Linked DNA regions of Homo sapiens: region 2 is linked to region 1. The links are chromatin loops, found by intact Hi-C in ENCODE. Cell type or tissue: mammary epithelial cell. All regions are shown on one strand. Each heading gives the region's core, and the rest is flanking DNA. Links, peaks and the distances in the headings are about the cores only. Region 1 has its middle 26 kb from the start of GABRR1. Region 2 overlaps RRAGD (Ras related GTP binding D).

Evidence for each region. Hi-C counts contacts between places; a loop is a spot of excess contacts. Peaks named below come from ENCODE experiments on the same cell type or tissue, not always from the same donor. Only the 100,000 strongest peaks of a DNase experiment are listed, where the experiment ranks them.
Region 2: it touches region 1 in a loop (5-fold over the local background); 4 of 110 quality-filtered maps call a loop at or near these places.

Annotation. Positions count from the first base shown.
Region 1 is chr6:89,241,415-89,244,334 of GRCh38, reverse strand. No RefSeq gene overlaps it. Among named protein-coding and RNA genes, the nearest start is that of GABRR1, 26 kb to the right of the region's middle. In mammary epithelial cell, for the core only: a CTCF peak has its summit at 1,569 (motif pointing right); no DNase peak of the experiment used is centred there.
Region 2 is chr6:89,366,737-89,369,644 of GRCh38, reverse strand. It overlaps RRAGD (Ras related GTP binding D), which reads left to right. Exons shown (of 7, transcript NM_021244.5): 7 at 1,438-2,908. The coding sequence ends at 1,589. Among named protein-coding and RNA genes, the nearest start is that of UBE2J1, 15 kb to the right of the region's middle. RefSeq lists an enhancer at 1,379-1,608. In mammary epithelial cell, for the core only: CTCF peaks have their summits at 439 (motif pointing right) and 1,350 (motif pointing left); a DNase peak (open chromatin) is centred at 494.

The DNA.
Region 1 (2,920 bases), core at 228-2,727:
TAATAAAAAACAAGAAGCTCCTACAACTTTATAGCCACTTGGGGAAAGCAAACAACACTGAATAACCCATCTGAATGAGTTCGCTGTTGGTAAATGAGGTAGATTAACTTAGAGGAGCCCCAACATCTATCCCACCTAAAATAGTCATGATTCTTAAAGATGCCTAAGGTAAGTTCATGCCATCAACGATCAGCTGCAATCCCCACAAACCTGTGATTTATAGTCACATCCAAGCTGCCCTGGATGTTCTCCTGGGCCCAGGTTATGGAGCAAGATTCATGGTGACTTCAGAAGCCCCTAGGGAAAGCATAACCTAGGGAAAGCCCAGCCCTAAGCCTCACAAGGCAGAAGTCCACAAAAATTAGTTCCACTGGTTCATAAAGAGCCCGTGTTTTCTCTTTCCCTTAAAGCAAAGAACCAAATAATCTGAAAAAAAAAAAAAAATGAAGATGAATGAAAACACTCTGAAGCTTATTTTGTTTTCATTTTTCAATAGATTAAAAGACAGTGAAATTTATATTAACTTATTTTAAGAAATTATATGCAATCAAAGTTACTCTGTGAGTCAAGACAATCACATGCTGAAAAAAGTTAAATAGTAATACATTAAATCACACAACTTGTGTTATGTTGTTCTTCCTATTGTATCTTTACTCATGAGTTCAATTTAAGTGTGTTGTGTATTTTATCACAAAATTAAATCACACTCTTTCTTTTCTTCAAGAGTTGACAGTTTCTAATGTGGCTTCTCATTCAAAGAATTTATTCTTGTCATCCCCCCAAGCCTCTATTTCATTCCAATGAATCAGCTCCTCTAATTAGCAGGGAAGAATCTGGAATTAATTAACTAAAAGATCTGAGTTGTCATCACAATGTCCTGTTGGGCAACATGGTAAATAAGGAGAATGTGTCACAAATAAAATCATTTTACAGATCAGCCATTTCAGGAAGGGGCAGGAGAGGACAGAGCTCACAAAAAAGCCCAAGCCCGGGATCAAAAGCACAGGTTTTCCTATCTATTAATCATGTGTCCTGGGGCAAATGACTTTATGTTTCTGGGCCTCAGGTGCTTCCTCAAGGAAGTGGAGGTAGTAACCTGCTATGCCTACTTCAAGGGCTTGTTCTTGGGGCCAAATGAAATCACTGATGTGAAAATGTTTTGTAAATGCCAAAGCACCATTCAATTGCAAACTATTATTATTCCAAGGCAGTTGGATTTGCTGGGGGGCACAACAAAAGAAGTCCTTGCATTTTGTATTCAGTCCTCAGACAACATGCTGAGGGGACCCCATTTCCACACACCTCTTCCATCCTAGCAGCCCCCATGAAGGGCTTCTTACTGCCACCGTGGCTTTAAGCCTAATTGATCTCACAACATTTCCTTTTTTCACCACCACATCTGCCCCTAGTGACGTCCCTGAAACCTGACAAGCATATCGAATTTGATCAAAAAGAAGCCTGGGGACTTCTTGTGAGTCTGTATTTGAGCCTAGAAGCCTATGGATTTCAATCAAAGGCAGGCTTGGAAATGAAGAAAAGGTTGCCTTAAACAATTTTTACTATGATTCCAGCAGAGGGAGACAGGACTGCACTTTCCCACAGGATATGCATTTTAATTTAAAGGTTTACAATATGAAGAGCATGCCTGCCTGCCTGCCTGCCTGCCTGCCTTCCTTCCTTCCTTCCTTCCTTCCTTCCCTCCTTCCTTCCTTCCCTTTTCCATCAAATCATGGTAGTCATGATTTTAATGCCCCTTGGTGGAGAAAGTACATGGCTGAAGGCCATTACAAATTCAGCTATGCTTCCAAAATGAGTTTGTGTCTCTTGATCACAAAAGCCACTAGGGCATTTGGAAACAGCAGTCAAGGCACGTTATATATTCTTACTGACTCTTCATTGATAGTTCATATTTATAACCTCTAATTTAAACTGGAGATTACATTTTAAAAATCACTTATGGCTCCTGGTGGAAAGAGCTAGCAAAAGTAAGAAGTAGGGGTTGCCTCATTGGAAGGAGACTAAAGTGCCCAACTTCCTAAGAAGGATTTTGGTCAAGTATTTAATGGATTGCTCAGAGAGTCACCAGATAATTGGTCTGAGTAGTTGTAAGACATTTATTATTTGTGGGTTTTTGTGAGCCAGGCCTTTAAGCAGGAGATGTTTATTATTTGATCAACAATGAGAAATAGGCCGGGTGCAGTGGCTCACGCCTGTAATCCCAACACTTTGGGAGGCCAAGGGAGGTGGATCACCTGAGGTCAGGAGTTCAAGACCAGCCTGGCCAATGTGGTGAAACCCTATCTCTACTAAAAATACAAAAAAATTAGCCAAGTGTGGTGGTGGGCGCTTGTAATCCCAGCTACTTGGGAGGCTGAGGCAGGAGAATCGCTTGAACCCGGGAGGTGGAGGTTGCAGTGAGCCGAGATCATGCCCATTGCATTCCAGCCTGGGTAACAATAGCGAAACTCCGTTTCAAAAACAAAAAATGGTGAGAAATAAGAACTCAAAAAGAAATGTAATTTTTCATCCAATAGTGTACAAAGTGTTATTCTGGGTGCTGACTGTAATAAAAAGATGAATAAAATACAGTGATGCCATTTAGATTGTCCTTTGAGAAAGAGGACTAACAAGGAATATGTGAAACAGTAGCCAAATATTTTAGGCAGCAAATAATTAAACCCTAAAGTCATGTGGTACAAAATAAATACCACTGGTACATGGACAAAGAGAGCTCCCAGTGAGCTACTGTGGTCAGGAGAGGTTATTTTATGGAGGAGATGAGCTTCACATAATGGTTTGGGTTTAGATAGACTTTTCAAGGTGAGAAAAATTGGGGCAATTATGGTATTGGGTTTTTAAAAATGAAATCAATGCTAATCAGAAATACTTTTTATTTCAACCCTTGTTGACGTTTTTCCTA
Region 2 (2,908 bases), core at 1-2,500, 130 kb before region 1:
TTGCTTGAGCCTAGAGGTTCAAGACCATCCTGGGCAACATAGTGAGACCTCATCTCTAGGAAAAATTCAAAAATGAGGTGGGAGGATTGCTTGAGCCCAGGAGGTTGAGACTGCAATGAGCTGTGATTGAGCCTTGCACTCCCACCTGGGTGACAGAGTGAGACCCTGCCTCAGAAATAAGAACAGGATATGTCTGAAATTTCCCAAGTTGAGTATTTCATTGTACCCTTCTCATTGAGCCAAGTTCTTTTAGCTAAGCTTTTTAAGACAGTTTGTTGCACATAAAAGCAGAGAATCTTGAGGCTCTCACATCTCATATTCAAATTGCCATTTAAAAATCGTTCCTTTGCTCCTTTGTTTTTATTACTTTTCCCCTTGCTTGTGACATTGGTCTTTCCTTGAGGAAATTGACTCCTGGTTTTACTGCACTAGTGGTTCACTCTCTCTGCAGAAGCAGCAGAGGGCACTACTCAGAGGTTTTCCTGCTCCTGGAAACCGAGACGGTGCCCTCCCCGCCCTCCCCTTGCAGTTAGTTGTATAACTAGTTTGAAGAATTTAATCCTTGGCCGGAATCCTAATTCTTCCTTTGGACGCGGCTCTAGAAGCATCCACTGATAGATAGAAATAATTGTTGGGCTAGTTATTTTAATAAATTCAAAGATAGTAAATAGAACTGACCACCTTATCCTAATTGGTGTAAACATAATGTTGCTCTCAGGACTTTTACAAATTACTAGTAATGATGAAAAATGCACTCATCAAGACTTTGGATTATCTTTTATTCTATTTTTTGTGTCACTGATACATTTCTGAAAACACAAGAAGATTCCCTCCTACTATTTCTCCACTTAAAATACTTAATACTGAAAAGCTGAGTGTCATTGGTTGTTGAATTTCTGCTGGAGTTGGCGAGATGACTGTTAACACTCTAAAATTAGGGGCTTCGCTTTCCCTCGGGCTTATGAGAATGGTTTAAATATAATAGATACTCAGTAAATATTTATTGATTGATACACAGCTTTGGGATCCCAAGTCAGGATCTGCCTCTACTCAGTCTAATAATGCCCTTTGGGGAGAAACATTTTTCATTACAGATTTCTCTTAATTGTAAGAAATCTTTAATTCTGAAAGGTTAAAAAAAAAGTTCAGTTCAGTCGTTCTTTAAATCTTTTGGGTCATAGGAACCTTTGAAAATATGGTCTATGCTCTGCAACCTTGCATCAGGAAAAATCTTCCTTCACAAGACTTTGCCTATAATTCCTAAAGATTTATAGCAATTTCTGAAGGCCAGCTGCAGACATCCCAGGGAAATCTCTGGTCCTTACGCTAAGACCATCCTCTACTGCCCCCTACTGGCTTGTCCTGGCCATGGGTCCCATGAAAAGATGGAGATTATTTCTACGTGACATTTATAAATATTTTTGTTCTCTTCTCCAGGGCTAATTGACTATAATTTTCATTGCTTCCGGAAGGCCATTCATGAAGTTTTTGAGGTGAGAATGAAAGTAGTAAAATCTCGAAAGGTTCAGAATCGGCTGCAGAAGAAAAAGAGAGCCACCCCTAATGGGACCCCTAGAGTGCTGCTGTAGGTGAGGTTTCAGGAATGTCTTTTGAAATCAGACCTTATCCATGAGGCTGCTGCGCCATGTTGCACTAAAGGAAGAGGAAGAAGGAGATTGGGACACATACCATTGATTTGTTGTTAAAAAAAAAAAATTCCTGCAACCCTCTTGATCTTCTCTTTTATAAATAAAGTAAGCACTTTGAAGCAAAAACTTGTATATTAACAGTGATGTGAAATCCATTGTCATTTCATTACACAAATGTAAACTTTTATGGTCTGTAGTCAAAAAAATCCCGTGTGAGAACTGCCAGGAATTGTACATATTTTGCACTTTTTCATGTTTCTCATTGAACTGAACTTTGATAAAACGACTTTTCTAAGCTTTTTTTCTGTACTTGGTGTCAAGGACATGCATACTGTAGTCCATATCTATATGGCAATCAGAAATTAATCAAAAAGTGATGCATTGGTAATGACTTTTTGTAAATTTGGAAATCTTTGCTACCAATTGTTGAGAAAAATCATTTTTCAGTGGAGCTGGAACAGATTGGAGCTACAAGCTCCAGGAGCAATAAGAACTGTCCCCTATTTATAATGGGTGTAAACAGTTTTGTAGAATAATGCTAGCACCAGACTTACCTAAAAATTTCTATAGCAGTGGCTGTGCTTCCCTGCTCAACGGTTTTTATGAAGCTGTTTACCTCAACACACATCTCTATAATCACTTTATACAGAGAGGTTATTTCTTTTTGTTGCATTAGTATTCTTTTGAAACTTTGGGACCAGATTTCCAAAATGGTGCCGAACACTGGAGAGAAGTAAGAATGTCACTGAATTGTAGGGTTTCTGGAGGCTTTTCTGTACCTACCACCCAGGGCTAAAGTAACATCAGAGGCCTAAAGTTGTTCCAAAAGTATGTGATTGGCAACTGCAGACTAAAAAACATAGATACAATTCTGGACTTTTGGCCCTGTGCGATGGTCTGGTGTGCTGCATTTAAAATGCTTATTCAGGACCAGTTCTTTATTGCTCCATGACCATAGTGAATAGAACAAATCGCAGAACCCCACCATGGAGCTCAATCCTGTTAGTCACTTTTGTCACCTCCACATCTCCTTCTCACTGGTGATAACATGCCTCATGTACTCCACTTGTTCCCACCTTATGATTAAGCCAAGCTCAGCCTGCCACCAGCATGCTCTGCAAGGCTGAAGAGTCATCCTGAAGACCCCTAAAGGTCAGTGGGAAAAGGATGGCTGGAGAGACATTACAATTAGCTGTGTAATTGTTTCTGTGAAATTATTTCACTTATGTTTACTTTAGACTAACAGGAAATTAAGAGTC